2 separate regions of the Homo sapiens genome follow, and region 2 is linked to region 1. The links are chromatin contacts, found by Hi-C or POLR2A ChIA-PET in ENCODE. All regions are on one chromosome and are shown on one strand. The core of a region is the stretch at or near the end of the contact, and the rest is flanking DNA. Distances in the headings are between cores, read along the strand shown.

The links. A loop is a pair of places that touch in the nucleus more often than their neighbours do. ChIA-PET counts read pairs that join two places held with the same protein, here RNA polymerase II (POLR2A). Pooled maps may share reads with other maps.
Region 2: a loop to region 1 is called in a map of CD4-positive, alpha-beta T cell, with 5 times the contacts of the local background. The contact joins the promoter of TRPM2 here to the promoter of PFKL in region 1. A Hi-C loop is called at or near these places in 1 of 168 maps with a recorded cell type or tissue (CD4-positive, alpha-beta T cell) and 4 of 50 pooled maps. POLR2A ChIA-PET finds 5 or more read pairs at or near these places in 2 of 52 experiments (MCF 10A and activated CD4-positive, alpha-beta memory T cell).

What each region holds. Positions count from the first base shown.
Region 1 is chr21:44,296,741-44,303,743 of GRCh38, reverse strand. PFKL (phosphofructokinase, liver type) reads right to left here and starts at 3,691. Exons shown (of 22, transcript NM_002626.6): 1 at 3,554-3,691. The coding sequence starts at 3,638. AIRE (autoimmune regulator) reads right to left here. Exons shown (of 14, transcript NM_000383.4): 14 at 5,096-6,088. The coding sequence ends at 6,017. RefSeq lists enhancers at 1,526-1,665, 5,236-5,345, 5,676-5,735, 6,106-6,165 and silencers at 2,999-3,448, 3,469-4,138.
Region 2 is chr21:44,351,496-44,357,880 of GRCh38, reverse strand. TRPM2 (transient receptor potential cation channel subfamily M member 2) reads right to left here and starts at 4,260. Exons shown (of 32, transcript NM_003307.4): 1 at 4,016-4,260; 2 at 3,145-3,233. The coding sequence starts at 4,180. RefSeq lists enhancers at 3,785-3,834, 3,995-4,044.

The DNA of each region.
Region 1 (7,003 bases), core at 2,442-4,941:
GCAAGAAAGCAGTGAGCATGAAATGGTCACAAAGTTTAATGATCAGCTAAGGATGTAAGCATGAGCCTGAAGGCTCCAAACAGGAGGCCATGTCAGGGAGGCGTGGCGGGCCAGGAAGCTAAGTCCTCACCTGCGATAACAGGAAACCAACGTCCAAACACACCAGCCAGGGAAAGGCAGGGCACGGTGTCCTGCAGGGGCAGGGAGGGGGCACTAGACAAAGGGCCCAGAGAATTAAAAGTGCCCAGGCCAGGGCGAGATGAAGGTAGGCATAGGCAGGCCGGGCCATTTTTTTTTTTTTTTTTTTTTTGGTCAAGTCTGTTTTTTTTTTTTGAGACAGAGTCTCGTTCTGTCACCCAGGCTGGAGTGCAGTGGCGGGATCTTGGCTCACTGCAACCTCTGCCTCCCCGGTTCAAGCGATTCTCCTGCCTCTGCCTCCCGAGTAGCTGGGACTACAGGCATGTACCACCACGCCTGGCTGATTTTTGGGGTTTTTTCTTGTTTGTTTTTTGCAACAGAGTCTCGCTCTGTCGCCCAGGCTAGAGTGCCGTGGCTCGATCTCGGCTCACTGCAACCTGCACCTCCTGGTTCAAGCGATTCTCCTGCCTCAGCCTCCTGAGTAGCTGGGATTACAGATGCGCACCACCATGCCCAGCTAATTTTTTGTATTTTTAGTAGAGACGAGGTTTCACCATGTTAGCCAGGATGGTCTTGAACTCCTAACCTCAGGTGATCCACCAGCCTCAGCCTCCCAAAGTGCTGGAATTACAGGCGTGAGCCACCGCGCCCGGCCTGTTTCAAGTCTTCTAGCTACCTTTGCACAGGTTATTGTGCAAATAGATATCCTTGAACAACGCCCTCCCCTGCTCAACAGCACCAACCCCTGGCCAACAGGAAAGGCGTGACCCAGAGCCACACAGGACAGGACTTGTGGGCTGGCTGGAAGGAACTTGCAAGGTGGCCTGTCTTGTCCCCAACCCCCTTTCACAGAAGGGGAAATCAAGGCCCGAGAAGTCCCAGGACTGGGCAACACTGGCAGGATGGTGAGGCTGGCTGTTCCATACATCCAACAAACGCAGACTTCAGCATTGGGGCAGAAAGTGCCTCCCAGTCCCCACTCTCCTGCTGCCCGGCTGACATAGAGGGCAAAGAGAAGGGCACACTATGCCACAGGCTTCCCCTCGGCCAGGGTCAGCCTTTCTAGGAAGGCAGTGGGGCCCCGAGAAGGAAAACAGAGCACCCACCATGGGGAGCCACACGGCAGCAGCAGTGGTGGCCTGGGAGAGCCCTGCAGACTGCTTTTCCGAACTCATGAAACAGGACTCTGGTTCTGCCCAGAATGTCAGTTCCTCCCATCCTACTCGCCCCAGATCATCCTCCATGAATCAGCCCCAGCCCTGAACTGGGGAAGTGTGTGGAGTCCTCCTCCCTTGCAGAAAACCACCTGTTCCCTGTCCACGCATGGGAGCTCACATACAGAGACGCTGCAGCTGCACGGGGCTTGGGAAGGGAGGACATTTGCAGAGGAAGGCACAGGCCCAACTGGGATGCCATGATCGGCCAGCAGGTGCACTGTGGGCACCCTCCCAGCTGCAGCCAGGAAGCGCTGCCCACTCCATATCAGGCACTGGGGCCAGGCTGAGCAGTTGGAACCCCCAGCTCAGACAGAGATGGGAGGCCCACCCAGCCGGCCTGTCCACAGGGCCAGGAGGGGCATCCCATCTCCAGATCCTCCACCAGCATCCAGAACCGCCTGTCACCCTGGGTGCCCCTCCCCGCTGGCCCAAGAACCACCTGCCAGGCTGGCCCTTCAGCAACCTCCAGCGAGCCCCCCTTCTCTGTTTAGTCTGTGCATGGGGTGGCAGGGGGTGGGGGGGGCACGTGCCACCCCAGGCTCTCAACTTTCCCAACCCTCCACTGCTGATGCTCCCACTTTGCAAACAAGGAAGCTGGTTGGGGACCCTCTGTGTTTCAGGGAACCACAGGTGGGCTTTGGGGCTTCACCAGCCTCACCAAGAAAGCGCCTCCCTGGTGGGCAGGCGGGCTGGCCCCACAGCAACCTGTCTGCCCTCCAGACTCGGGGCCTTTCTTGTCTAATCTCATGGGATGGAGCTTCCCGAGTTCACCCTCCAAGGCCACGGGCCTCCTCTCCCACCTGGGCCCACAACCCACCAGGCCACCCAAAGTGCTGGAATTACAGGTGTGAGCCACCGCACCCGGCCTGCTTCAAGTCTTCTAGCTACCTTTGCACAGGTTATTGTGCAAAAAGACATCCTTGAACAACGCCCTCCCCTCTCGACAACACGGACCCCTGGCCCACAGGAAAGGCGTGACCCAGAGCCACACAGGACAGGACTTGTGGAGCCACACTGGCTCCAGGACACTGCCAGTAGCCGGCAACAAGCAGCAGCTCCCGCTCTTGCCACAGCTGTGAAAAGGGCGGGTGGGCAGCCACCACAGGCCTGGCTCAGCCAGGTCTGAAGGAGCCCCCTCTGCAGGCCGGGGTTCAGACAGTGACACCCACGAGCCACTCCTGCCTCCCTGGCTTGGTCCCACTCAAGGCCGGCTTCCTTCTCGCCTCTTCCTGGCTTCCAGATAGGGAAAAGGAGGGTCAGGTGCCTGAAGCTGGGTGGGGGTGTGTGTCCGCATTTTCTCAACCATTTTCTGAACTCTAAAAGACAGACCAGACCCCGCTGCACAGCCTTGGGGTGCTGGCTGGGCCCCTTCCCAACCCAGCACCTCACTTCTGGTCTCCTAAATCCTCTCCTCTCTCCTCCTGAGGGGTAGGGTAGGTGGCGTCCTGTGCCACAGGTGCCACACTGGACATGTCAGGCCAGAGACACTGGAGGCCGGCAGTGGGCAGGACCAGGCCTCCGGGAGGGAGCGTGCGAGGACACCACGCCCTCAGGCCGGACCCCCACCCAGCTCTGCCAAGTCCCAGTCCCCACCACCTGAGGCCTCCCCAGTACCCCTGCGAAAAGGGTGACAACTGGGCTTTGCTCAATGCCCCGGGCAGCCCATCTCCCCACCGCCCTCTTCCCCAGCTAGACCCACAAGGAAGGCGGCCGCGAGGGCCCCGAGGAGGAGGCGCGGTCCGGGAGTGAGTCCGCCCCCGCCCAGCCGGGAGGAGGTCCCGGAAGCCCGCAGCCTGGCGCCGGCCCTCGGGAGGCACCGGGTCCCCGGGTCGCTTCAGAACCAGGAAGGGCCAGGCTCTGGGGGTGGCGGGACCGGCGCCCTCCGCTCGCGTGGCCTCGGGGACTCCTCGGGAGGTCCTGCCCCGCGGCCCAGAGTCGGACACACCCCCGGGGCAGGGCGCGGGCGGCGCCAAGACCCAGGCGGAGGCCGAGAACGTGGCCGGCCGCACGTAGGCCGGAGACCGCGCCGGGGAAGAGCGGGGGACAGACCCGGGGCAGGAGGCCGGGGCGGGAGGCCGGGGCGGGAGGCCGGGCCGGCCCGAGACCCGGGTCCCGGGGCTCGGCGGGCGCTCCGGAGAGGCCAGGGCGGAGGCGCCCTCCACCCCCTGCGCCGCGACGCGGCCGGGACCCCCGCCCACCTTGCGCGTCGCCGCCGCTGGTCAGGACGCCGATGGCCTTGCCCGCGCCCGACGCCCGCAGCTTCTCCAGGTCCACCGCGGCCATGGCGGCGGCCGAAACACGGGCCCAGCTCGCACTCCCGCCGCCTGCGCCGCGTCGCCGTCCCCGCCCCGCCCCGCGCGCGCCTTCCGCCCGCCCCGCCCCGGGCCCGCCCCCGGCGCCTCCTCGCAGGACGGACCCTGGACGGAGCAGGGATCCTGCGCCCTCGGCCCGCCGGGGCCACCTTCCCGCTGTGCGTTTCTAAACCTGTGCAATGTCACGCGGGCCCTGAGCAGTGAGACCCCCCCCTCCACCCCGGTGGTCTCGAGGATGTGGCCGGGGACCAGGGCGGGGCTGGCCCCAGTGCGGCCGCACGCGCCCCTTCGCCAGCGCCGAGGCCCCGGTGGCACGTCTGGCCCGGCTTCGCTTCTCCGGAGGTTCCTTGCTGTCGGCCGCAGCCACCGCCCCTCCCTGCCCCCCAGGGGCCCTCAGGGCGCCTTCAGGCCTCAGCAGAGCGAAACCCAAACGAGGCGCTGGCGGAAAGCAGCCAGCACTCCTCCCTCCCTCTCCCTCCTTTCCTCCCCTCCTCCCTCACTTTTGCTGGGCCCTTGGGGAAGTCTTGGTTCCCCGGGCCCTGGGGGTGCAGAGCCGGTGTTCGGGAGAGCCGCCTCGTGACCGCACGGTGTGTTCGGTTTGTGAAAGCTCAGCGGGCTGATCGCTAGGATTTGAGCATTTTTCTCTACATATACGGTGGAAATGGTGGCTGTGAATATCAACTACTCCTTATTTAATTGTGAAATGTTAGAAAACACACCGAGAGACTGCGCAAGCACATATGCGTGGGCTAAAAGGCGCTAAGAAGACACCTGTGTCTACCCCTGAGGCATCCTTGTGCTGACATTTTGGGTCATTATTCTCTCCCTTTTCTTACAGCTTCATCACGTGTGTGTGTGTGTGTGTGTGTGTGTGTGTGTAAATTCTTAAACGTACATGGTTTAGCCACAATGAGGTACCACCTCATACCCATTAGGATGGCTACTATAAAAGAAAAACACAGGCTGGGCGCAGTGGCTCACGCCCATAATCCCAGAACTTTGGGAGGCCCGTGGGGTGGGGGGGGGGGGGGGGGGTGGATCACCTGAGGTCTGAGGTCAGGAGTTCGAGACCAGCCCAGCCAACATGGTGAAACCCCGTCTCTACTAAAAATACAAAAATTAGCCGGGCATGGTGGTGTGCGCCTGTAATCCCAGCTATGCAGGAGGCTGAGGCAGGAGAATCACTTGAAGCCAGGAGGCAGAGGTTGCAGTGAGTGGAGACTGCGCCATTGCACTGCAGCCTGGGCAGCAAGAGCGAAACTCCGTCTCAAAAAAAGAAGAAAAGAAAAGAAAGAAAAATGCAGAAAATAGTAATTGTTTCAAGGATATGGGGAGGCTGGAACCCTCATGCAGTGTTGGTGGGGATGTGAAATGGTGTAGCTGCTGTGGAAAACAGGATGGCAGTTCTTCAAAAAATTAAAAATATAATTACCATGTGATCCAGCGATTTTACTCAAAGACTCACACAGATATTTGCACACACATATTCATAGCAGCATTACTCACAACAGCCAAAAGGTGGAAGCACCCAGGTGTCTGCTGAGGAAAGCATAGATGAACACAATGCAGTCCATCCATGTGCTGGAATATTACTCAGCCTTAAAAAAGGAAGCAGATTTCGGCACATGCTACAACATGGATGAACCTTGGGGCCACCATGCTGAGTAAAATAAGACAGACACAAAAGGACAGATACTGTGTGATTCCACTTCCATGAGGTCCCTGGAGAAGTCATAGAGACAGAAAGTAGAGTGGAGGGTGCCAGGGGTTGGGAGGGGAATGGGGAGTGAGTGTTTCATGGGGCCAGAGTTTCCATTCAGGAAGCTGGAACAGCTCTGCAGATGGTGGTGGCAATGGTTACATGAGATGTGAATGCCACTGAACTGAAAAGTGGTCGAGATGATAAATTTATGTTATGTGGTTTTTTTGTTTTGTTTTGTTTTTGAGACGGAGTCTCACTCTTGCCGACCAGACTGGAGTGCAGTGGCGCAATCTCAGCTCACTGCAACCTCCACCTCCCGAGTTCAAGTGATTCTCATGCCTCAGGCTCCCATGTAGCTGGGATTACAGGCACCCACCACCACACCCAGCTAATTTTTATATTTTTAGTAGGTCACCAGGCAAGGAGAGGCTCCCGGGGACTTCCAGAGTAGAGAAGTGGGGCAGGGTTTAATTTCCAGGCACATGATGGCTGGTGTCCCCAGAAACACAGAGCTGTTTACAGCCGAGCACTGACAAGAGGTGGCGCTGTCCCCTTCTTGATCCCAGCCGGCCGGCTTCCAGGACTGAGGAAGGAGGTGTCCTTCTCAGCACTCTCTCATCAGAGCTGCATGTCCCGGCCATCTGGGGTCAGGAGGGGAAGGGGGCCGCCGGACGGGCCATGCTCTGGATGGCCCACTGCAGGATGCCATCGAAGGTGTGCTGCGGGACAGAGTGACGGTGAGAACCTCCAGGTGCGCCCCCGCCGCAGCCACAGAATCATGGCCATCGTTACAAGAAGTCACCATCCAACCTTCCCTCTAAGTCAAAGGTGGGGAAACTGAGGCCCGAGGCCCCATGGCACAGGCCAGTCTGGGGAGGACCCTGTCCTGTGCACTTCACCGTATTCCATCAAAGGTGGGGAAACTGAGGCCCAAGGTCCCCATGGCACAGGCCAGACCGAGGACCCTGTCCTGTGTACTTCACCACATCCTATAAGCCCAGGGCACATCCCCATGGCAGTTCATGGCAGTTCTGCCTCCTCGGGTGGCTCCTTCAGGGTGGGGGGGTCGGGGCCAGCTACTTATTCTGCTCAGGAGCCTGATGCTCCCACAGGATGGGGCCACGGGCCCCACGATGCCAGCAGAATAAGACCGCCACCCGGGAGAGGCTGTGAGCCCGTCGCTCATTTCTCCAGCTATACCCGGGGACCCCATCCAGAGGGGCAGCTCCATTACCCAGCGCTGGGCCCCCTGGCCCACTCTCAGGCCCTGGGGCTCTGCAGACACCTGCACGGTCAGGGTGTGTGGGGCACGGCCACTGCACAGGGCAGAACCCCTGCCCCATGGTCAGCTGGGACCCCCGGGTGCCACATCAGACACTGAGGAGAACCCGTGGAGGCTGAAGGAGCTTATCCTCTTGGCAAAAACAGACAGAGCCCTTAAAAGTCACATTTTCCCCACAGATTCTACCTGCCCATCTTAGCGTAGAGAGGCCTGAGTTGGGAGGGGCAAGCAAATCTTAGAGGGACGGGGTCTGGGACCCCCCCCCCACTCCCACGCCCCACCCTCCCTGGGAAAGTGGATCTTGAGCCTGGTGCTCGAGCCTCTGCCTGCCAGGGTGCAGGCCCTCAGGGGA
Region 2 (6,385 bases), core at 3,011-5,510, 54 kb before region 1:
GGTGAGATGAGAGCGGCTTCTGTGCGGGACAGACTCGGTGCAGCAGATCTCAGGTTGCCTTCTCAGAGGGGCCTGCTTTCAAGGTGGTGTCTGGGAACGGGGCTTTTGGAGCGTCTCTCCGTCCCCTGACTGCTAGGAGTGCTTTGCCGGGCCTGGACTGTTCCTGCAATGGGTTTGTGCTGAACAGCTGCTTTCCTGCTGGGAGTCTGGGATTTGGGTGGTTGCCATGCAGAGGGGCCCACGTGGCCAGCGCAGGATGCACGCCCTGGGCTCTGAGCCTCGAATGGGCTTTGCAGGTGGCCACGTGCTTCTCGGCTAGAGGAAGGAGCATGCATGGCGCCTGCACAGGAGAGCCGCAGCAGCCTGCCCTCAGATTCTCCAGACTCGGCCTGTGTCTTTCTCCCTTGCCAAGCCCATCACGTAGGCCTTCACCATGATAAACCTTAGCTGTGTGCACAGCTGTGAGTCCTAGCAAACCCCTGAGCATGGGGGATGGCTTTGGGGACCTCCAGAAGCAAGTCTGTCCTGCTTACATCTGATCCAGGTCAGCACCCCTTCCTCTCTGGGCCCTGCTGCCCCAAGGGTTTCCACTTCCATGTGAGAAGCACGCAGAGCCGACTGGCAGAGGCCCCAGACCCACGGGGCCTCACCTAGGCTTCTCAGGACACAGCAGGTCAGGGTGTCAGCGGCGTTCAAACCAGAGTGAGTCCCATCTTGAATAGGCGCTGGGTGAAATGAGGCTGAAACCTGCTGGGCTGCCTTCCCAGACGGTTAAGGCATTCTAAGTCACAGGATGAGACAAGAGGTCAGCAGAAGACACAGGTCACAAAGACCCTGCTGATAAAACAGGGTGCAAGACACTGGGTAAAACCCACCAAAACCAAGATGGCGACGAAAGTGGGCTCTGGTTATCCTCGCTGCCCATTACACGCTAATTATAACATATTAACATGTAAGAGACACTCCCACCAGCACCATGACAGTTGGCAGATGCCATGGCAACATCAGAAATACCCTGTATGGTCTGAAAGAAAGAGGAAATCAGTTCTGGGAAATCCCCGCTCCTTTCCCATAAAACTCATGAATAATCCACCCTTGTTAAGCACATGATCCAAAACTACCATAAAAATAGCCAACCAGCCAAGCACGGTGGCTTATGCCTGAAATCCCAGCACTTTGGGAGGCCAAGGCTGGTGGATCACCTGAGGTCAGGAGTTCCAGACCAGCCTGGCCAACATGGTGAATCGCATGAACCTGGGAGACGAAGGTTGCAGCGAGCCAAGATCATGCCATTGCACTCCAGCCTGGGCGACAGAGCGAGACCCCGTCTCAAAAAAAAAAAAAAAAAATAGCCAAGCAGCAGCCCTCAGGGCTGCTCTGCCTATGGAGAAGCCATTCTTTTATTCCTTTACATTGTTAATAACTTGCTTTCACTTTACTCTGTGGACTCGCTCCAAATACTTTCTCGTGTGAGATCCAAGAACCCGCCCTTGGGGTCTGGATCGGGACCCCTTTCCAGTAACAAGGGTGAGCTCCGAGGCTGGAGTACCACTGCTCTACAGACCCCGCTCCTTCCACATGGGGCTCTTCATCACTGTCTCTACATCCAGCCCTCCATGGCCGCGAGTTTTGCATCTGCAGATTCAGCCAAACGCAGACTAAAAATATTCAGGAAAAAAAAAACAATTAAAAATAACATAGCCAGATGCAGTGGCTCACGCCTGTAATCCCAGCACTTTGGGAGGCCGAGGCGGGTGGATCACCTGCCTCGGCCTCCCAAAGTGCTGGGATTACAGGCGTGAGCCACCGCGCCCGGCCCAAAAATACAAATTTTTTAAATGCAGTATAACTATTTTTATAACATCTACATTGTATCAGGTATTATAAGTAATCTAGAGATGATTTAAAGTATGCTGAAGGATGTACATAGTTTATATGCAAATACCACACCATCTCATATCAGTGACTTGATATGAGATTTTGGGACTGATACGAGATATGGGATTTTGGTGTCCGTGGGTGTCCGGGAACAATTCCCCAGGGATGCGGAGGGACAGCTGTTGTATTGGTGACCGTGAAACTCTGATGATGTACCGAGTACACTAGAGGTACCCTGGGGCAACACAGTCTTCTTCTATTTCCCAAGCACAGGATGCTTCTCCCTCCCCATATTCAGTAAATATGAGCTGAAGGCCACTCTCTGGGAATTAACACAACACTCTGCTTTCGTCCCAGCCCCCCAGAAGCTCAGCAGCTAGCAAGAAAGATGAACACAAAGCCACACAGTTACAGCACGACAGCTGGGATCAAAGAGAAACACACGGTGCGGTAGGAGGGAAGCTCACTTCCTGGTAGAGGTTGTATAGTCACGGAAGGCTGCACGGCAGAGGCAGCATCTGCAATAGGCCTTGAGGGATAAGTAGGAGCTCACCAGGCAATGGAGTAAAAGGAGGAAGCGTGTGGCCCATTTGTGGAAGAGCATGAAATGGGTGTTGCTCGGGGAGGGCACACAAACATGAATCAACACTCTGTCCGTGCCTAAAGGGGCGCCAACTGCGGGGAGCACCATCGGCTCCGGAGGGCCATATCCAGCCACTCAGAGACAGTGGCCATGTTGCCTGGGCGGGGGTCTTGGCCACACCTGAGTCGTGGGCTCTGTGGGGAGGAGGGGCAAAGGGGGCTCTGTGGGGCCTGGGGGCAAGTCGGGCCTCTGGCTTTGGCAAGCTGTGCAGGGGGGCAGTCTTCTGGCCATGGACTCTCCCTAAGGCCCTTCCAGTTCCTGGACCCTGGGACTCTCTCTCTTGGGGTGGGGGCAGGTGTGGAAATGAGAGGATTAGAGGATGCATCTGTGTTCACACCACTGGGCCTCGCCGCGCGACAGTGCCCTTATGACCCTGAACAAGTCACCTAAACTCTGCACTTTGGTCCCTGCACCTGCGAGGCAGGATGAGGGTCAACTGTCCCCGACAGGAGGCTTGCAAGGGTTAGGTGGAAATGCTCTGTGGACTCTAAGCCTCGTATGGAGACAGAGGTATCTCCAGTGACCCTTCACTGAGGCCCTGAGGGGTCTTGGCCTGATCAGCTACTCCATGTGGGATCGGAAGGAAGAAGTCAGAGGTCTTACACACAAATCACGTCACTTACCCAGCATCAGACAGTTTGGAACTTTCCACAAAATACACGCATTCTTTCTTCTTGATGTTTTCAGGAATCCACGAACTGAGGCTTTCTTGCTGAAGGTAAAGACAGCACACTGAGATCTTCCAACATTCGAAAGAGCACACCCAGCCCCCTGGAGACACATCTGAGCTCCTTGAGGAGCTTTCACACTATTTGCTTGAAGGAAGGAAGCCTGCGCGACCCTGAGCCAAAGATTAGAAGCACCTTGCCAAGACTCTCCGGTGGGGATTCAGGAGGGAGGAATGAATCTAAGAAATCATTTCCTCTTGGGACCATTTTGAATGTGCGCGCACTTTACAGTTTCTACAGCACCACCACCTTCCTTGGGAACAACATGGTGTGGTGGAAAACGTGGAGGCTGGGGATCTGGGGACCTGGATCTTGCACCATCGGAAAAAGGGCAGCCACCCTCCTGCCTGCCTGGCAAGGGGACTGCAAGATGCCATGTGCTTTCAACATACTTGTGTCTTTGTATCCAGGGCTTTGGGGAAAGCTAGCCCAGGCCCAGGCCCTCCCAATCGGATAAAGGATGTGAAATCATTATGCAACAAGGTAAGCACGGGTAACAGATTTCCAGGACTCTAGCGCAACATTTTTGAGTTAACCCGGTGATTTCCCAATCAGACCAACCATGGGAAATGGTCATGCAACCCACAGAAGACGAGACACGCATCACCCTCCCCAGTTCTGTTCTCCCAAAGGTATGGTTGGGCAGGAGCCCCCAAGGTCAGCAGACCCTTTCCCACCCCCGTCGTCACAGCCTCAAGCTATGACCTGCCCAACGGTGACCTCCGTGGCCACGTGCCAACTGCAGGCTGACCAGCAGAAAGCCTACCTTGTCATTGTTGCCGAAGGGGCACTGTAGCCTCCAGCTCTTGAAGAGGCTGCTGTTGCTGCGCCGGAGATTGGAGACCATCCCCAGGTCAGTGACCCTTCTGGGCAGCCCCTCAAAGCCCTCCTCCTGCTCCGAGCCAGCTTTCCTCAGGGCTGAGGGCTCCATTCTGAGACCCCCACGCCAGCTGCAACCAGGCCTGCTGCCCTCAGGACAGTCCTCTCTCCAGCTCGCTACACTGGGGTTCTAGAGACACATGGGGTGGTTGCTGAAATAGATCAGAGACAGGAAGATGAGGCTGATGTTCTGAGAGGACCTGGCCACATGCTTCCTCATGTGAAGCCCTCATCCGGTTCTCTTCATCAGCCTGCACATGTTCCCAGCTGCCTGAGCTGTGTCCCTTGGCTGGGGCCCCCGGACACTCTGGGGGAGTACATGCACATGCGGGGGTCCCAGCGGCCGTTCATAATGGTAACAACCTCAGGTGACTGCAGGGCCAGAGAAAGAGCTCCCTCCCCCACGGGTGCAGCTGCACTGAGCACCGCACAGGGAAGTCTCCACCGCCAGCACCAGCTGCCAGCGACATGGTTTCGCAACTGTACAATTCTGCACAGCTCCTGCTTCCAGACACCAGTGACTACTTTCATATTCCAAAATTTTTTTAAATAGCCCTCACTGTCCACAAAGGAAGTTTCTTTTTCTTCTTGTTTTTTGAGACGGAGTCCCACTTTGTCGCTCAGGCTGGAGTTCAGTGACGCAGTCTCGGCTCACTGCAACCTCGGTCTCCCTGGTTCAAGTGATTCTCCTGCCTTAGCCTCCCCAGTAGCTGGGATTATGGGCGCCAATCACCACACCCTGCTAATTTTTTTTGTATGTAGTAGCAACAGGGTTTCACCATGTTGGTCAGGTTGGTCTCAAACTCCTGACCTCAGGCGATCCACCAGCCTCCGCTTCCCAAAGTGCTGGTTTTACAGGCGTGAGCCACTGTGCCCAGCCTAGAAAGGAAGTTTTGGGGAGTACCACATCTCTCCACTCCAGGAAAAAGACAATAATTCAAATGAATCTTTTTCTCTCATATCCTTTCCCCCTGGCTCTGATGTGGCCTTCATCACCGAGGCCACAAGAAGCCACCGGATGACTGCCCTCCCTTTACAAATGAGAAACATAAGCATGTTCAAGCCCTGCGGGGCCTCCCTGAGTCCCTGACACCCACAGTGTTCTCATGAGGTCATCCATGGTCATCCCCTGCCACTGCCCCAAAGGTGTCAAGGGGAGGGTTGCTGGGATGCAAAAGATCTGACTGGAATCCCCCCTCATCCCTGCCCTGAAACCAGATCTCTGGCCACGTCCTCTCCACTACACACGACGGTCACTGTCAGACAAGCCTTTGCTCTGCCGTCCCCTCATCACATTAGGTGACTGAGCCCCTCTTCGGGGCCACGCAGCTCGAAGCTCGGTGCCGGGCTCTTGGGGCTGAGCTACGGGCTGCTGTCCTGGGGCGGGCACTCTCAGGCAACCCCACCTCCCCCTCTCCCTCCTCCCCTTTGCCCCTTGGCCACACTCATTCCGAGACCCGTAAACTTCACTGGCAGGATGGCAGGGGTGCCCTGCCCGGCCTTTTCCTGCAGTTCTCAGAGCAGATGTTGTGCCGCATGCCAGTGGGGTCTTTCCAGGGCCATGAGCTGTCCCCGCAGCCACTGGCCCGGCTTCACAACCAGCTTCCGAGGGAAGCAGAGGGGCAGAGATGTCCCCAGTGGCAGGAGGAAGAGGAGGCTCTAGAGAGATCGCAGTGGCACCGCAAGGGGACCCAGACTGCAGGTGGCTCCCCAGGCAGGCGGTCCACCCTGCACGGGATGAGGATGGCTCCACGCTGGAAACGAAGACCCCAGCATCAGACGGGAGGGTCCACGGTGTGGGACTCTCTGCCTTAAGACCAGCATGTTCTGTTCACACGCTCATCTTTCAGGCAGCTGTCCACCTCAGCACAGCCCCTGGGGTCTTGTGCAGGTTCCTCTAATCCCAGAGGCAAGCAGGCCCTGGGAAGCAGGTCAGACCTGCTCCAGCACCACCCGACTTTGCAGGAGGCAGCCAGGAGCCCCTGTGAGCATCTGATGCCCGCTGTGGGGGGGCCAATGGCTCGACCCAGTGCCCAACAGGACGGGTGCCTCAGCCTCAGCCCAGGGGTGCAGAACCCTGAAAACCCAGGCCTGGCAACGACCTTCCAAGGGCCCATCCAGCCCTTTCTGGGGTTCTTCTACCCAAAATTACAGGCTCAATCCCTTTCTCACAAGTCACCTGAGAACAGCTTGGGCCACCCTGGTTCACAGCTAAAATTCTCCACAAGCAACTGGCACAGGTGTGAGTGTTGAGAGC